Regions from separate parts of the Homo sapiens genome. Here region 2 is linked to region 1. The links are chromatin loops, found by intact Hi-C in ENCODE. Cell type or tissue: PC-9. All regions are shown on one strand. Each heading gives the region's core, and the rest is flanking DNA. Links, peaks and the distances in the headings are about the cores only.

Region 1 (9,361 bases), core at 1,779-6,778:
TTCTTAAACTTTTTTGACCTTTACTCGCAATAAAGACAGTTTATATTGAAACTCAGTACACTTGATGTATATTTTATAAAAGTGTCACAAGACAATACTTACCCTTTATTTGATTAACAAATACTTGCATGGCAGTTACTGATTGCCAGACACTGTTCTTGCTGTGCTGTGAATAGTAACTCATCTAGTCCCTGTAAGAACCCATGCGATGCACATGTTCTTATGACCACTTTAAAGCTGAAGCCACTTGGGCACAGAGAGGTTCAGTTGCTTGTCTGAGGTTGTACAGTTAATGAGTGGCAGTCTGGGTCCAGACCCGTGCTTTTCACTGCTTCTTGGTGCTACTCTGTGGTGGACTCTGATATTCTATTCTGTTTCATTTTTTAAAAACAGAGGTTGGGCGTACACCCCATTGCTTTCACAACCTCCTAGCAGGTCACAGTATACAGTTTAAGAAACACTGGCCTGTCTTGGGGTGGGCCCTTACCTTGTATTTCCCAGCTCCACCTGTGCTGTGCTCCTCCTTGAGTTCTATGATCCAGTTTTCATGGCCAGGCTCCTCGGAGCCATGGGGCCTTGGCCCATGCTGTTCATTTACTGAACCTCACTGTCCTCCCTGCAGATTGTGTCCTTGATTTCAAGGGAGAACGGTACGCCTATGATAGGCCCTGAAAGCCCTTGCACCTTTCCTTGGGCACTCATCATGGTTGCAGTTTGGCAGTTACCCACTTGGTGGTTTGAATAAATATATCCATCTTCCCCACTAGACCGTATGTGCTGCGAGTGTAGGCTCTCTGCGTGTTTTTAGTTCACTGTTGAGAGAGGTGATCTGCCCTGAGTCCTGAGCATCCAGCACATTCTTGCTGGGTAAGCACACAAGGCGAGGCCCTGACCACTCTACTCAGACTGCTTCTCAGCAGACATTATGTTCGCAGCAGACAACCTTGAGGATAAAGTAGTAGCTCCCTCCAGTTCGGAGAGCAGACTTGCTACTGCTTGCTATAAAATGGCAGGCTCCTCAAGCTCAGTGTTCTTCAGCTGCCATGCAAAGCCACTGTATGTGTAGCATCCACCTGTGCCCCAGCACACTGTCTTCGTGGGCTACGGGGCACAGGGGCTGATGCAGACATGCTCGTGCTCATGTTGTCTACTGTTCTGTCGATCATAAAGTCCTGTGCTTCTGACCCAGGAGGCTTGCGTCCTGTGCCAGCATCCACAAAACAGTAACAGTCTAACTTACTAACTTGCAAGTAGGGTAAAAAGTCCAGACATGACACTAACCATTTCCTATCAGCCAGCACAGTACCTGGCCTAAAGCAGATGTTCAGTATTTATTTGTGAAACAAATGGATGGTTGGATAGATAGAAAGTAGATGGACTTTGAGCTCTGCTTAAGGTGTTGCAGGGATCAAACCCTTTCAGAAATGCCAACCATACCCTGGAATGATTCTGGAACTGTGGGGAAGACAATTGAGGAGAAATGAAGATTATCTTGACCTGAAGTTTCTCATCCTTTGTGTTTCTAAGTAGAGTTTTTGGATCAGCCAGCTCCTCTTCTGATATTAAACTATCTGACATGGGTAGTCCTGTGAGACAGTTGCGTTTTATTCTGAATTGCCTGAATGAGTCTGATGTCCCCAACACCTAGCGAAGCTCAGCAATGATGCATGGGGTGGGCTGATGTGGGAAGTAGGCAGCCCGGAGTGGCAGAGGCCTGGGTTCTATTTTAAAAGGGAATTCTGGGTATCACTGGGTCTCTTAGAGGGGGAGTTAGGGAGGGGGAACTGGAAAGTGAGAAAGGGAAGTTTGCACAGCAGCAAAGCCAAAGTTAGCCTCAAGTTCTCCCCAAAGGCCAGGTGGCAGTAATTCGGGACATGTTGCAGAAATTCATCTCTGAAGCAACTGGGACCAGAAGGCTTCAGGCAACAACTGTCCCTGCTAGGAGGGCCTGTTCCCCTTTCACAAACAGCACTGCTTTTCCTAATATAAGCACAGTTCTTGCACATAGATAAAACTGTCTTTAGGATAGAGTGAAAAGAGAATAAGAATGTTAAATTTATAACTATTAAGATGTATTGAAAGTTGAATAATGTGCAGAAAGCAAATCGCTCTACACAGAAAGAGAGGGTGATAGAAGGGTTCTTGGAGACAACAAGCATGAGAAGACTTATCTAGGGTTTGATGAGATTTTCAGTAAGAGCTTTATCATCCCCACAGGGGCAAAATTAATTCTTGGGAGACAAAAAGGAACTTAGTTATTCGATGGTTTGTGGCCTTCAGAGGGTTGCAGTTGTACATAAACAGAAACACAGTATATCAGTGGTATTAAAATTTCAAGATGGGAGAGAGATTGGGGAAAATATCTAAAATGTCTCCTTACAGGGGTGATAATGAGAAGCAATGGACTAGAGGATTCAAGTGGAAGAGTCTTCATCACCCGTGAGTTCTCCTGGGAAAGTGAATTGGAAACAAGCTAAGTGCATTTTCTCAGCAGAAGGAAGATCTTACACATCACCTAGTGAATATCCAGTTGGGAATCTGAAAGCAGCAGTGGGCAGGTGAGCTGTCCCCACAGCTGTTCAGCAGGTGATGAGCTTACTGGCTCCAGGAAACGTCAGTGTGCTTAGGATGCAGCTGATGGCCTTAGGCACCAGGCCAGTCCTCCCTGGACACATCAATAGGATGGTGGCAATAGAGGGTGGAAGTTAAGATTCCAGGAATTAGCCCACCCACGTCCTTCCTTGCTGTTCTATTCTGTTCTCATCTCCTTCCTTCCTACTCTCCTCTCCGGCTCACTCATTCATTTTTGCTGCAGGCAGGGGAATCAGGAGCAATGTTCATCAGTGAATGAAAGGAGTGCTGGAAAGAGAACCAAATGCTGACATCAAAGAACCTTCAATCATATGATTTTAGTGTGGAAAGCCAGATGATACACTCTAACATCTGTGAAATCAAATCAAAATGCAAATTGGTTTTTGGCTTTCCTGATCTATGTTTCTGGATATGTGTTCACTGGGACATGTGGCTTCTTGACAGAATAAGACTGAAGACAATTTCAAGTATAGACAATAGTTAGTTCCAATCCCACAGGTATTCAGCCTTGGAAATGGGTTCCAGTCTCTGGGCTTAAAAGACTGGACTTTGCTATCAGTTTGAAAATGGCAGTGTCGTAGAGGGGCTCTTAATGTTAGGAAGGATGGCCTGGCAGAGTCTCTTTTCTTCTCTTGCCCTATCCCTGATGCTCATTAAGGCAGTGCTAGAGGAAAAAGTTCTCATTAGGTAACAGGAGTTGCTACTGGGTACCGTTTAAAGTGCTTTACACCTATTAATTCATTTACTCACAACCAGACAATTCTGCAAGGGGAGCACTGTTTTATAAAACTCTTATGGATGGGGAGCTCAGGTACAGAAATGCTAAGTCATTTGTCCAAGCTCACACAGCTTCTGGTAGTACCGGGATTTGAACCCAGATCCTCAGTCTCCAGAGAACTTGCCACAATAGTGTTCTTTTAAGGTGCCCTCAGCCAACTCTTGCACTTATTGATATCTTTGAACTCATGGATGAATGGGCTTAAAATTGTTTTTAACACAATGTACTTTGGTTTGAGCCTTATTTAAATAGAACAATGTGCCAGTCACCAGACCCCATGCACGGTTGAATCCTTTGGCCACTTACATAATGGATTAATTACTGGACACATGCTGCCCTCTTGTGATGAAAGTCACTCAATTGCAACCTTCTCCACTTCTCTGGAATGTACCCAGTTACTTCCTTTGTTCCAGTCTCATGGTTGGGGGATGGAGGATCTGTAGCCAGTGACGAAGCTGTTGGCTCTGTAGAGCCAAGATGTCACCTGCCATTCTGTGTGGTGCTCCCGGGCTGTTGGCTCTGTAGAGTCAAGATGTCACTTGCCATTCTGCAGGGTGCTCCCAGCCTGTGACTCCAGCCATGAGACATGACCCCAGAGTCCTGCAACTTGTAGCAACTGAATATAGGAGAAAAGACCAGGCTTCCTGAAGAAATCCTAGGAACATTAAAGAGACCCCATCTGTGTCCTTGGGGAAAGAGCTCTATTTTGCATAACTTGCCCTAGCAGATTGGAACCAGTGATAGTGACAGAAGGCAGCCAAATGCCTAGGTAAATGGGACAGGTCCCAGGTGAAACCCCACCTTAAAGCCAAAAAACAGCCTGAGGGGTGAAAGGCCGGATTGCTGGTCCCTGATGAAACCCGCGACCTAGAGTGAGAACTTCTGTTTCTGTTTGCCCGCCCTTTCCTGATTGATTCTTTCTGAATAATGCCTTTTAACCAATCGAATGTTGCCTTTTCCAATACTACCTATGACCTGCCCCTTTCCCATTCTCAGCCCATAAAAGCCCCAGACTCAGCCACAGTGGGGGGACTTTCCCACCTTCAGGTAGGGGGACCACCCCTGTATCCCCTCTCCGCTGAAAGCTGTTTCATCACTCAGACTCCTTGCCTTGCTCACTCTTCGATTGTCAACATATCCTCATTCTTCTTGGGTGCGGGACAAGCACCCGGGAACCAGTGCACAAGCCAGACTTGTCCCGGGCAGGCTGTCTCCTGCAGCAGGGTAGCATGGCTGAGCAAGGCCCAGGTGGGGCGTCGCTGGCCAGAGGTCCCTGGCTTACAAAGTGGCCAAGAAAAAAATCCTGTGTCACCAGGTGATAGACTTGGCAGAAAGATGGTCAGTTGCAGAGTGAACTGAAGGTCACAAACCCTATCAGAACAGAGGGAAAATAAAACCAGACAGAAGCCCTGTTCTTGTTCTACCAGTAGTTAAAGTGACCTTGAGTGAGTATCTTTTGCTCTCTGACACCAGTTTCCTCACTGGGAGAATGAGGAGATTGAAATCTTAGATACTGCCAGGAAAAACATTCTGCATTTGCCTAGATCCCTTCCCTGAATAGATTTGATAGTTTTGTTTTGCTTTATTTTATTTTATTTTATTTTTTATACTTTAAGTTTTAGGGTACATGTGCACATTGTGCAGGTTAGTTACATATGTATACATGTGCCATGCTGGTGCGCTGCACCCACTAACTCGTCATCTAGCATTAGGTATATCTCCCAATGCTATCCCTCCCCCCTGCCCCCACCCCACCACAGTCCCCAGAGTGTGATATTCCCCTTCCTGTGTCCATGTGATCTCATTGTTCAGTTCCCACCTATGAGTGAGAATATGCGGTGTTTGGTTTTTTGTTCTTGCGATAGTTTACTGAGAATGATGATTTCCAGTTTCATCCATGTCCCTACAAAGGAGATGAACTCATCATTTTTTATGGCTGCATAGTATTCCATGGTGTATATGTGCCACATTTTCTTAATCCAGTCTATCATTGTTGGACATTTGGGTTGGTGCCAAGTCTTTGCTATTGTGAATAATGCCGCAGTAAACATACGTGTGCATGTGTCTTCATAGCAGCATGATTTATAGTCCTTTGGGTATATAGCCAGTAATGGGATGGCTGGGTCAAATGGTATTTCTAGTTCTAGATCCCTGAGGAATCGCCACACTGACTTCCACAATGGTTGAACTAGTTTACAGTCCCACCAACAGTGTAAAAGTGTTCCTATTTCTCCACATCCTCTCCAGCACCTGTTGTTTCCTGACTTTTTCATGATTGCCATTCTAACTGGTGTGAGATGGTATCTCATTGTGGTTTTGATTTGCATTTCTCTGATGGCCAGTGATGATGAGCATTTTTTCACGTGTTTTTTGGCTGCATAAATGTCTTCTTTTGAGAAGTGTCTGTTCATGTCCTTCACCCACTTTTTGATGGGGTTGTTTGTTTTTTTCTTGTAAATTTGTTGGAGTTCATTGTAGATTCTGGATATTAGCCCTTTGTCAGATGAGTAGGTTGCGAAAATTTTCTACCATTTTGTAGGTTGCCTGTTCACTCAGATGGTAGTTTCTTTTGCTGTGCAGAAGCTCTTTAGTTTAATTAGATCCCATTTGTCAATTTTGTCTTTTGTTGCCATTGCTTTTGGTGTTTTGGACATGAAGTCCTTGCCCATGCCTATGTCCTGAATGGTAATGCCTAGGTTTTCTTCTAGGGTTTTTATGGTTTTAGGTCTAACGTTTAAGTCTTTAATCCATCTTGAATTGATTTTTGTATAAGGTGTAAGGAAGGGATCCAGTTTCAGCTTTCTACGTATGGCTAGCCAGTTTTCCCAGCACCATTTATTAAATAGGGAATCCTTTCCCCATTGCTTGTTTTTCTCAGGTTTGTCAAAGATCAGATAGTTGTAGATATGTGGCGTTATTTCTGAGGGCTCTGTTCTGTTCCATTGATCTATATCTCTGTTTTGGTACCAGTACCATGCTGTTTTGGTTACTGTAGCCTTGTAGTATAGTTTGAAGTCAGGTAGTGTGATGCCTCCAGCTTTGTTCTTTTGGCTTAGGATCGCCTTGGCGATGCAGGCTCTTTTTTGGTTCCATATGAACTTTAAAGTAGTTTTTTCCAATTCTGTGAAGAAAGTCATTGGTAGCTTGATGGGGATGGCATTGAATCTGTAAATTACCTTGGGCAGTATGGCCATTTTCACGATATTGATTCTTCCTACCCGTGAGCATGGAATGTTCTTCCATTTGTTTGTATCCTTTTATTTCCTTGAGCAGTGGTTTGTAGTTCTCCTTGAAGAGGTCCTTCACATCCCTTGTAAGTTAGATTCCTAGGTATTTTATTCTCTTTGAAGCAATTGTGAATGGGAGTTCACTCATGATTTGGCTCTCTGTTTGTCTGTTGTTGGTGTATAAGAATGCTTGTGATTTTTGTACATTGATTTTGTATCCTGAGACTTTGCTGAAGTTGCTTATCAGCTTAAGGAGATTTTGGGCTGAGACAACGGGGTTTTCTAGATATACAATCATGTCGTCTGCAAACAGGGACAATTTGACTTCCTCTTTTCCTAATTGAATACCCTTTATTTCCTTCTCCTGCCTAATTGCCCTGGCCAAAACTTCCAACACTATGTTGAATAGGAGTGGTGAGAGAGGGCATCCCTGTCTTGTGCCAGTTTTCAAAGGGAATGCTTCCAGTTTTTGCCCATTCAGTATGATATTGGCTGTGGGTTTGTCATAGATAGCTCTTATTATTTTGAAATACGTCCCATCAATACCTAATTTATTGAGAGTTTTTAGCATGAAGGGTTGTTGAATTTTGTCAAAGGCTTTTTCTGCATCTATTGAGATAATCATGTGGTTTTTGTCTTTGGCTCTGTTTATATGCTGGATTACATTTATTGATTTGTGTATATTGAACCAGCCTTGCATCCCAGGGATGAAGCCCACTTGATCATGGTGGATAAGCTTTTTGATGTGCTGCTGGATTCGTTTTGCCAGTATTTTATTGAGGATTTTTGCATCAATGTTCATCAAGGACATTGGTCTAAAATTCTCTTTTTTGGTTGTGTCTCTGCCCGGCTTTGGTATCAGAATGATGCTGGCCTCATAAAATGAGTTAGGGAGGATTCCCTCTTTTTCTATTGATTGGAATAGTTTCAGAAGGAATGGTACCAGTTCCTCCTTGTACCTCTGGTAGAATTCGGCTGTGAATCCATCTGGTCCTGGACTCTTTTTGGTTGGTAAACTATTGATTATTGCCACAATTTCAGCTCCTGTTATTGGTCTCTTCAGAGATTCAACTTCTTCCTGGTTTAGTCTTGGGAGAGTGTATGTGTCCAGGAATTTATCCATTTCTTCTAGATTTTCTAGTTTATTTGCGTAGAGGTGTTTGTACTATTCTCTGATGGTAGTTTGTATTTCTGTGGGATCGGTGGTAATATCCCCTTTATCATTTTTTATTGTGTCTATTTGATTCTTCTCTCTTTTTTTCTTTATTAGTCTTGCTAGTGATCTATCAGTTTTGTTGATCCTTTCAAAAAACCAGCTCCTGGATTCATTAATTTTTTGAAGGGTTTTTTGTGTCTCTATTTCCTTCAGTTCTGCTCTGATTTTAGTTATTTCTTGCCTTCTGCTAGCTTTTGAATGTGTTTGCTCTTGCTTTTCTAGTTCTTTTAATTGTGATGTTAGGGTGTCAATTTTGCATCTTTCCTGCTTTCTCTTGTGGGCATTTAGTGCTATAAATTTCCCTCTACACACTGCTTTGAATGCATCCCAGAGATTCTGGTATGTTGTGTCTTTGTTCTCGTTGGTTTCAAAGAACATCTTTATTTCTGCCTTCATTTCGTTGTGTATCCAGTAGTCATTCAGGAGCAGGTTGTTCAGTTTCCATGTAGTTGAGCGGTTTTGAGTGAGATTCTTAATCCTGAGTTCTAGTTTGATTGCACTGTGGTCTGAGAGATAGTTTGTTATAATCTCTGTTCTTTTACATTTGCTGAGGAGAGCTTTACTTCCAAGTATGTGGTCAATTTTGGAATAGGTGTGGTGTGGTGTGCTGAAAAAAATGTATATTCTGTTGATTTGGGGTGGAGAGTTCTGTAGATGTCTATTAGGTCTGCTTGGTGCAGAGCTGAGTTCAATTCCTGGGTATCCTTTTTGACTTTCTGTCTCGTTGATCTGTCTAATGTTGATAGTGGGGTGTTAAAGTCTCCCATTATTAATGTGTGGGAGTCTGAGTCTCTGTGTAGGTCACTCAGGACTTGCTTTATGAATCTGGGTGCTCCTGTATTGGGTGCATATATATTTAGGATAGTTAGCTCTTCTTGTTGAATTGATCCCTTTACCATTATGTAATGGCCTTCTTTGTCTCTTTTGATCTTTGTTGGTTTAAAGTCTGTTTTATCAGAGACTAGGATTGCAAACCCTGCCTTTTTTTGTTTTCCATTTGCTTGGTAGATCTTCCTCCATCCTTTTATTTTGAGCCTATGTGTGTCTCTGTATGTGAGATGGGTTTCCTGACTACAGCACACTGATGGGTCTTGACTCTTTATCCAATTTGCCAGTCTGTGTCTTTTAATTGGAGCATTTAGTCCATTTACATTTAAAGTTAATATTGTTATGTGTGAATTTGATCCTGTCATTATGATGTTAGCTGGTGATTTTGCTCATTAGTTGATGCAGTTTCTTCCTAGTCTCGATGGTCTTTACATTTTGGCATGATTTTGCAGCAGCTGGTACCGGTTGTTCCTTTCCATGTTTAGCGCTTCCTTCAGGAGCTCTTTTAGGGCAGGCCTGGTGGTGATGAAATCTCTCAGCATTTGCTTGTCTGTAAAGTATTTTATTTATCCTTCACTTATGAAGCTTAGCTTGGCTGGATATGAAATTCTGGGTTGAAAATTCTTTTCTTTAAGAATGTTGAATATTGGCCCCCACTCTCTTCTGGCTTGTGGGGTTTCTGCTGAGAGATCCGCTGTTAGTCCGATGGGCTTCCCTTTG
Region 2 (9,361 bases), core at 2,514-7,513, 350 kb before region 1:
TTTAATAGAGACAAGGTTTCACCATGTTGGCCAGGCTGGTCTCAAACTCCTGACCTCACATGATCTGCCCACCTCGGTCTCCCAAAGTGCTGGGATTACAGGAGTGAGCCACTGCTCTTGGCCAATTTGGGACTATTATAAATGAAATTGCTCTAAACATTTTTGTGCCTATGGGCCTATGCTTTCATTTCTCTTGAGTAAATACCTAGGACTGGAATTGCTGGTTCATAGTTTAACTTTATAATAAACTGCCAGACAGTTATAATGGTTGCACAGTTGTTCATAGTGTATGAGTATTTTAGTTGTTTGACTTCTTCACCAGCATTTGGTAGTGTCAATATTTTGTTTTTGGCATTCCTGAATGTTTTAGTGGTATTTCATTGTGGCTTTAATTTGCATTTCCATGATGACTAATGATATTGAGCACTTTTTTTTTATAATTATTGGCCATCCCTATCTCTTCCATTGTGAAATGTCTGTTCAGATCTTTCACCCATTTTTAAAAGTTAATTGTTTTTCTTTTTATTACTGAGTTGGGAGAGTTCTTTATATATTCTTAATTAAAATTCCATTGTAGACATGTGAATATTTTCCCCCAGAGCATGGCTTGCCTCCTCCTTTTCTTAATGATGCCTTTTCAGAAGTTTTAAATTTCCATGAAGTCCAGTTTCTTCTTTTATACTTAGTGCTTTTAGTGTCTTAAGAAATCTTTACCTATCCCAAAGGTCATGAAGATATTCTGTTTTCTTCTAGACTCTTCTAACTTTTACATTTGTGCCTATGAACCACTGGAATTATTTTTTGTGTGTGGTGTGAGGTAGGGAGTTGAGGTTCTTTTTTTTTTTTTTTTTTCCTTGTGGTAACTGGTTGCTCAAGAACCGTGGGTCAAAATATGTTTTCCTTTTTACATTGCTTTGGCAGCTCTGTCAAAAACCAATTGAACTTATAATGCTTATAATATGGGACTGTTTCTGGACTCTCTTTTCTGTTCCAATGATCTTATGGTGTCTTAATTATTATAAGGCTTGAAATCAGATAATGTAAGTCTCTCAGTTTTTTCTTTTTCAAGATTGTTATGGAAATTCTAGGCCTTTTGATAAATTTTAGCTGTTCAATTCCTATTTAAAAGCTTTTTAGGATTTTGATTAAGATTACATTATATCTCTAAACCAATTAGGGGAAAGCTGACATCTTAAACAACATCGAAGGCTGGGCTCACTGGCTTATAACTGTAATCCCAGCACTTTGGGAGGCCAAGGCAGGAGGATCGCTTGAAACCAGGAGTTTGATCCTGGCCTAGGCAACAAAGTAAGACCCTGTCTCTATGAAAAAAATTAGCCAGGTGTGATGGCGCAAGCCTGTAGTCCCAGCTACTTGGGAGGCTGATGCAGGAGAATCACACGAGCCTGGGATATCAAGGCTGCAGTGAGCCGTGGCTGCACCACTGCACTCCATCCTAGTTGACAGAGCAAGACCCTGTCTCAAAAACAAAAGCATTGAGTCTTCCAATCCATGAGGATGCTGTATCTATTTACTTAAGTCATTTTAATTTTCTCTGAAGAATGTTCTATCTAGTTTTTAGTGTATAGCTATCATATTCTTTTGTTAGGAATAAGTTTTAGAATTTTATTTTTTTATTCTGTTGTAAAAAGTGTTTTATTTCATTTTCCGATTATTAATAGCATGTACATGCAAATTATGTTTATATGCTGAGTTGTTTTTATAATCATGAATGAGTTAACTTCATAAAATGCTTTTTCTGTATTTGCTGAAGTCATTTTTTTCCTGTAATTTGTTAATGTAATGAATTACATTGTTTGGATGAATTTCATTCATTATCTTGGTATTTGTTTCTATCATCTTGCTACTTATTTTCTGCTTTTCTCTGTATGTTCTTTGTTCCCTTTTTACTCCTTTCCTGATCTCTAGCCAGTTAATCAATTTTTTTTTTAGTATTCTGTTTTATTTCCTCTTTTGGCCTCTTAGCTACCTATCTTTGTCCCTGCCTTTCTTTTAGATCAATCAAGTATTTTTTTTTTTTTTTTAAGAATTCCTCTATCTTTTCTCTTTTGGCTTTTTAGCTATACCTCTTTGTTTTATTTTTTAGTCATTGTTCTTGCCCAACAGAAATATTCAAACCACATATGTAATTTTAAGTTTTCTAGTAGGCATATTAACATAGTAAACACAAATTAATTTTAATTATTTTAAAACCTAGAATATCTAAAATATCTTAACATGTAATAAATATAAAAGAATCATTGGGCCGGGCATGGTGGCTCACGCCTGTAATCCCAGCACTTTGGGAGGCCGAGGCAAGTGGGTCACAAAGTCAGGAGATCGAGACCGTCTTGGCCAACGTGATGGCACATGCCTGTAATCCCAGTTACCTGGGAGGCTGAGGCAGGAGAATCGCTTGAACCAGGGAGTCGGAGGTTGCAGTGAGCTGAGATCATGCCACTGCACTCTAGCCTGGTGACAGAGCGAGACTCCGTCCCCCCAGAAAAAAGAATCATTAATGAGTCTGAGCATGGTGGCTCACGCCTGTAATCCCAGCACTTTGGGAGGCTGAGGTGGGCAGATGACTTGAGATTAGGAGTTCGAGACCAGCCTGGCCAACATGGTGAAGCCCGTCTCTACTGAAAATACAAAAATTAGCTGGGCGTGGTGGTGGGCATCTGTAATCTCAGCTACTCGGGAGGCTGAGGGAGAATCGCTTGAACCTGGGAGGTGGAGGTTGCAGTGAGCCGAGATCATGCTACTCCACTCCAGCCTGGGGACAGAGCGAGAGACTCCATCTCAAAAAAACAAACAAACCGAAAGAATCATTAATGAGATATTTTGCAATCTCTTTTTCATACTCAGTCTTCCTAATCTGGTACGTATTTTACTTCCAGTACATTTTGGTTAGTACTAGCCACGCTGCAAGTACTAACTAGCCACATATCTGGTGGCTACCATATTGGACAGTGCAGCCCTAAGGATTACTATATGAATCCTAAACTTATAAGATTATCTTCATCTCACCTGTCACTTAGGGCCTCATTATAACTCACCTTGGAGTAGTGTAATAGAAAAAGATGGTAATAGTATCCTGGGAGCTTTTGAAGATTATGTTTAGATAAATGATTTGGAAGCAAAAATTAAAGTTGTTGGGGATCTGCTAAATTTATTATTACTTTATTATAAAAAATATTGCCACTTAAAAATTGCTTTTTCAGAAATGTTTTTAATCTTTTCTTCTAGACAAACTTGGCCCTACAGTGTTTGCTCCTGTTAAGATGGATCTTGTTGGAAATATTAAGGTGAGCATACTGGTTTGTCTCTGTGGAAACTTTTAAATAAAGGAAAATGTTCTCAACATTTTTGTGCTTGGCCAGAATAAATCAAAAAGTGAAAAATGTGTCACTGTTCTTTTAAGAGAGCAAGCATCTTTCTTCTCACACTGTGAATGCTCAGTAAGGGAATTACTAAGCCTTTATTATATGCTAGAGTTAAGCTTTATGGGGAGTAGAAGATTCATTTTTAAAATGAAACCAGGACTGCCTTTTCATGTGCACCGTGTGGATCAGTAGGGTTTCACTCTAATGTCCACACTGATTCTGTGCTTTTTTAGGTTTAAATGGTGATAAGTTATATTTTTCTAAAAGATAGGTTATATAGTGAAAATAGCTGTCAGTGGTCTGGGACTCAAAAGGCCCATTTCCAGTGGTAGTTGTGGGACCATCAACAACTCACCAAATCTCTGAGCCTCTTTCTTCCAGGTAAAATAAGGGATGGGTCCCCTTTTAAATGCAGATTAAATGTTACCTTCTTGAGGATACAGTGCCCAATAAAAATCTTTTTTGTCATTGGAGACTAGTCTTTGAGGAAGCACTATTAGGAATTCCTGTAGGTATACCTTTCTTTATTGTATTTAGGTGGAACAGTTGCAAGTAGTCTCATTAGAACAAATGATTGTTGAGTTTTATATTCAGAGTGAAAAGTATCTGCCAAAGACAAGCATGAGAGAGGTTCTGAGGCAGAAAAAATAACTTTAAGAACAAAACTTTAAACCCTGAGACTATTTAATTCCAGTTTAAGCTACATAGAATTCTCCAAAACAAATACTATCATGAAAACATAAGGAAGAAGGTAATAGGAGCTTAATTTATTTTCTTAGAGGCCTGCTTGCCAAACTTACAAGTCTCCAGACTATACTGAGTTGCTTGATAACTTCAGCATTTTAAACTTAGGTTGTTTCCCTGCTTTCCCTCCAGAAAGTAAATCAGAAGTATATAACCAACAAAGAAGAGTTTACCACTCTCCAGAAGATAGTGCTGCACGAAGTGGAGGCGGATGTAGCCCAGGTTAGGAACTCAGCGACTGAAGCCCTCTTGTGGCTGAAGAGGTGAGGCAGCTGGGGTGGGACAGCAGTTAAAATCTAGCTCAAAAAAAATTACCAGCAAAAAAAATTGTTACACAAAGGAGACTACTTCTGAGTGAAGGATCTAGTTGAATTGTGTAGCCTTTTCTAGAAGGCCTAATGAATAATACCACCTTATTTTTTTTTTGCCTCTCTTTTGATGGTGATAAATATTGTTGATAAGTATATATAAGATAGGAATCTTAAAGGCATTAAAGTCAACTGGCTTCTCTTTAAATCAGTGGCTCTCCAACTTCAGTGGCATCAGAATCATCTGGAGGACTTGTTAAAAACACTAGACTCGGAAACAGTTTCTGATTCAGTAACTCGGGTGGGGCCCCAGAATTTGCATTTCTAGCAAATTCCCAGGTGATGCTAAAGCCACTAGTCCTGGGACACATTTTGAAAACCACTTCTTTAGGTATATCAGATGAGATGAAAGATGGGCTCCAGAGCAAGCTAAAGGGAAGTGAAGGGAAGAGGTTCAGGAAGGACTGCCATATGATTTGACCTATTCACTGCTGTGCCTAAGATGTTACTGAAATGGAAGCTGATGTCTGCCATTTCTTTATACCCACTCAACATAAGTGAACTTTGAAAATAATATTTCTTCCTTTATTTTGTTTTAGAGGTCTCAAATTTTTGAAGGGATTTTTGACAGAAGTGAAAAATGGGGAGAAGGATATCCAGACAGCCCTAAGTAAGTGTTCTTTATGTTTTGTTGAATGAGTCAATAGACTGTGGAATGGAGACCCCTAGAGGAGGATACAGGGTATAGGGGATATTTCTGCTTTTCAGAATTTGATTTTGTTTCTTTTCTTATTTCATTATTATTCATTGCTTCTTATATGCTTTGTTTAAAAGTACCTATGAGACAATGACCTGGTAATCTAGATGTAACTTACTAAAAATCAGTATATTTTAAAGACGTGCTGAATAAGTGGAAAGCCATCTCTTAAACATAATAGGAAGACCTAATATTATCAAGAAGTTAGTTTTCCTAAATCTTCAAATATATTATAGTCTTTGAAAATCAGTATACAAAGAAAAGCTTGAACACCATAACAGCGGGTTGGCGTGGGGGAATCCCAGGGATTTGTTCTGGAGTAAGAGTAAAGGTTTTCGTCGTCGTCGTGTAACTCCTCAAATATATAATGCTGTGTGCGTCCCAGTTTCTAGTCATAAAGCCAAAATGGGATGAAGGGCTTGGTCAGAGGAGATCATCTTATATCTCCAGCACCTTAAAGTAGTGACTGCAACATTGTAGGTGCTTAATAAACATTGGACAGGTAGGTAGATGGATGGATGTGTGGATAGAGCCATTTATCAGACCAGTTTTGGAAAATGTTGAGATTGGGGAGCATCCTTAGAGTGCTTCTAATGGAGTGGCTGAACTCTCACCATTGATCTATAGGAAATTCTTCTAGCATGGGCCATGAGGCGTGTGTGGAGAAAAAAATGAACTGTGACATAAACTAATTAGATGCTTCTGGTTTGAGAGGGAGCTAGTGTTCTCTGTGGCTTTTTTTCAGTGTCACAGTTGGGTTCTACCTCCTTCTGTTAGTCCTCTCTCTGGGCCATGAGTCCTCAAGAATTCTGCCCCCACGTGATTTCCCGAGTCTGCCCCATCTAGCAACTGCTGATCTGCCATAAAAATGAGAGCTGACATTTCTATAGCACTTTGTGAACAATGTAGACTTCATAAACTTAATCCTCATTTCAATCCATTTTTACAGGTTAGGGAACTGTAAGATTAAAATATTGCTTAAGACCAGCATAAGGTCTGAAGCAGAGTGGCTTTGAGGCCCCTGCTTTGAAGGTCCACATTTCTCCTACAAAGGGTCTTTTCCACCATTCCTGGGCCACCTGCATTTTTACATTCCCCATACATCCCTGAATTTCAGGATGGTCTCAGTTATATTCTCCCCTCTGTGTCCTGATTTCAAGTACTAAAAGTATATTCAGCATGTCTACTCATGCCCCCTAGCCAGTATCTGTCAAGCTTTATGGCTTGTGGAGTGTAGGATCAGGAGCTCTGGAGTGGCTCTCTGGATTCTGCCACTTATTAGTGCTCTGCCCTTAGGCAAGTTATTTAACCTCTCTGATCCTCACTTTGTTCATCTATAAAATGGGAATGGTGATATTATTTCCCTAACAAGGTGGTTGTAAATATTAAGTAGGTGCATGTGCATGTGAAAAAATTACAGAAGTATTTGGTACGCAAAACACTCAGTGTGGCCGGGTGTGGTGGCTCATGCCTGTACTTTCGGAGACTGAGGCAGGAGGATCACTTGAGTTCAGGAGTTTGAGACCAGCCTATGCAACACGGCAAAACTCCATCTCTACAAAAATTAGCTGAGTATGGTGTTGCGTGCCTGTAGTCCCAGCTACTTAGGGGGCTGAGGTGGGAAGATTGCTTGAACCCAGGAGGTCAAGGCTGCAGTGAATTGTGATCATGGCACTGTACTCCAGTCTGGGCAATCGAGTGAGACCAGACCCTGTCTCAAAAACAAACAAACAAACAAAAAAACAATGCTCAGTCGTCAAGATTAGCATCTATTGTTGTGATAATGATGTTTTGTCATCATTATCATAATCATGATATATGAAGTTAATAACCTGCCAGAAAATAAGACTTATTTGTCCCACATCAGTAATGGAAAGTTTACAAAGCTTAGGTGCCAAGCCAGAAACTTCACTTCAAACTAACTTATTAGTATGGAATTTTCATGCTAGCAGAAAGACTTCTCCACCTGTTGGAAATGCAGAAGATACAGGGTTTAGCACTGTGTGCCCAGTGGACTCCGCTTGTCTCATGCTGCTATTACTTTGTTAGGGCTGTCTATGGAAGGGGAGTAGGACAATGCTGATCCCATTTAGCCCACTGGAAGAGCTGGGGTGGAACGGAACCCAGCTGCTTATGGGCTTTGACCCCCCTAGACATAGAAAGGAAACAGGATATACCATTTCTATCCAGTCCCAACCCCAATTCTGCCCACTTTTCTCTCTCCTTTTCTCCTCAAGGTTTCTCATCAAATGTTGTACTTGATTTGGAGACTGGGCCCAGGGGATGTATTGACTTTGTGAAGAAAGAGGAGACTTTGAAGGGCAAATGCTGCTTTGTGACTGCAATAATCACAGCCAGTCTCAGCTTTTTCTTCCCTCTCTTCTCCTTCGGCACAATTTTCAATGGAAAAGAGAAGGGAGGCTGTAAATTTGACATTTTTGTCCTGATGTTCAGGCTTATTTCAAAGAAGGTGTTTATGATTTAAATCCTATCTTTGTGGAAATCCCTAGTTTCTTGCTGCTGCTTAGTATGAGGAGATAAAGTTCCCCTATTAAACCCACCCTCCCTCCAAAGTTCCCCTGTTAAACCCACCCTCCCCTCCCACAGACACAGACACAACAAGCTCTGCGTAAACGGTTTTTTGAGAAATGTTTACACAATAGTTACTCAGAACCTGTAGGCTCCTTGATGCATATTTCTTCTGGGATAATGGTTCCTTTTTCTCATTTTGAAGTCCCAGCCTTCATAAGTAGAACTGATACCTTGTTTGAAATGAGGGAGGGTGAGTGAGTAGGTAAAAGAGAGTGTGTGCAATTTATATGCCATATATAGGCAAGTTTGTTGGCTTTTTTAAATTCTAAAGTTGAATTTAAAAACAGCTATCACTTACAGAGCACCCAGTGTAACTACTACACTAAGTTTTTGATAAATATTTTATTTAATCTTCCAAATACTCTCCAGTGAATAAACTGAGGTTTAAAGAGGATAAATACCTTCCCTAGGGTCTCAAAATCTCCATCGGTGGTTCTCAAGCTGTTCCAAGGTCAGCAGCATCTTTATCACCTGAAAACTCATTAGAAATGCAGACTATCCGGTTCCACCCCAGACCTGCTGAATCAGACACTGAGGCTGGGGCCTGGCAGTCCGTGTTTTAACAAGTCTTTCAGATGATTCTAATCCATGCTGAAGTTTGAGACCTAGTCATCTAGACTTAGGCCTTTGAGGTTCACCTGTCACTTGTCTACATCTTGATAATTTTGTGATTTTGACTGCATCTAAGAGATTTTTAATAAGCAGGAGTAAAACTGCTGAAATTAGTTATAGCATCAGTTTATTTTCCTCCTTTTCATCATAATTAGACAGCTTTCCAATAAAAATACTGCTTAAGTAAGGTTTGAGGTGAATGTTCATGAAACTTGTATGGTCTTAATGGCCTTGGAAATAGTACATTTATATGTAGAAGTCCTAAATAACATTGTAGAAGCCTTGTCTCCTTTACCTTTCTGGAAAATGCATCTCTAGTTATTGTATTGCTGCAGTTCTGTGACCTGGAATACTTCCAGCATCTGGAAGGAGCCTTAGACTTTACACTGCCCCTTTTTGCACTTGAGCCATCACTTGGCTTCCCCATAATGATAATCAGAGTGGAACATTTTGGGTGGTTTCATGCTAAGAGCTGCTGTGTTCCCTTAGTGTCCTAACATTCTTTAGAGGTCATTTTCAGGAGGGAGTTGGGTTCACAAGGCAGATATGTTTAATAATCTGCTTTAGAGCTGAGTCCCCCTCTCCATTGCATATTCCACATCAGAAAGAGGTTTTGGAAAGCATCCTTGCAAGTGGAAGGAAGAAAAGTTGCTCTGGCATTTCATGCACCATTGTATTAAATGTTATATGCTCTGTGCTCAGTGGGATAACATATTGCCACATATCTCATCTCAGAATGATCCCATAAATGTCAGTAAAAGTTAACCCAACCAAGATCCTTTTCTGGCACAGAATAGAAAAAATTTTAAAAGGATGCTCAGTCATGTATTTAATATGAAAGGCTTTCACAGATAAGGAGAGATAAGTGAGAGAGATAAAGTCAGAACTCATAATCAGATATTTGACATCAAATCATAAGTTGGCCATTCTGAAAATACTATGGAATGTGAATTGTAATACTCTTT

The links. Hi-C counts contacts between places; a loop is a spot of excess contacts. Peaks named below come from ENCODE experiments on the same cell type or tissue, not always from the same donor. Only the 100,000 strongest peaks of a DNase experiment are listed, where the experiment ranks them.
Region 2: a loop joins it to region 1, with 7 times the contacts of the local background. A loop is called at or near these places in 7 of 110 quality-filtered maps.

Annotation. Positions count from the first base shown.
Region 1 is chr7:30,409,516-30,418,876 of GRCh38, forward strand. No RefSeq gene overlaps it. Among named protein-coding and RNA genes, the nearest start is that of LINC01176, 23 kb to the left of the region's middle. RefSeq lists an enhancer at 3,877-3,946. In PC-9, for the core only: CTCF peaks have their summits at 3,730 (motif pointing left) and 3,934; a DNase peak (open chromatin) is centred at 3,736.
Region 2 is chr7:30,057,638-30,066,998 of GRCh38, forward strand. It overlaps PLEKHA8 (pleckstrin homology domain containing A8), which reads left to right. Exons shown (of 14, transcript NM_001197026.2): 10 at 3,247-3,305; 11 at 4,260-4,390; 12 at 5,035-5,105. Among named protein-coding and RNA genes, the nearest start is that of PLEKHA8, 34 kb to the left of the region's middle. In PC-9, for the core only: CTCF peaks have their summits at 4,276, 4,475, 5,171 and 5,370; DNase peaks (open chromatin) are centred at 4,404 and 5,154.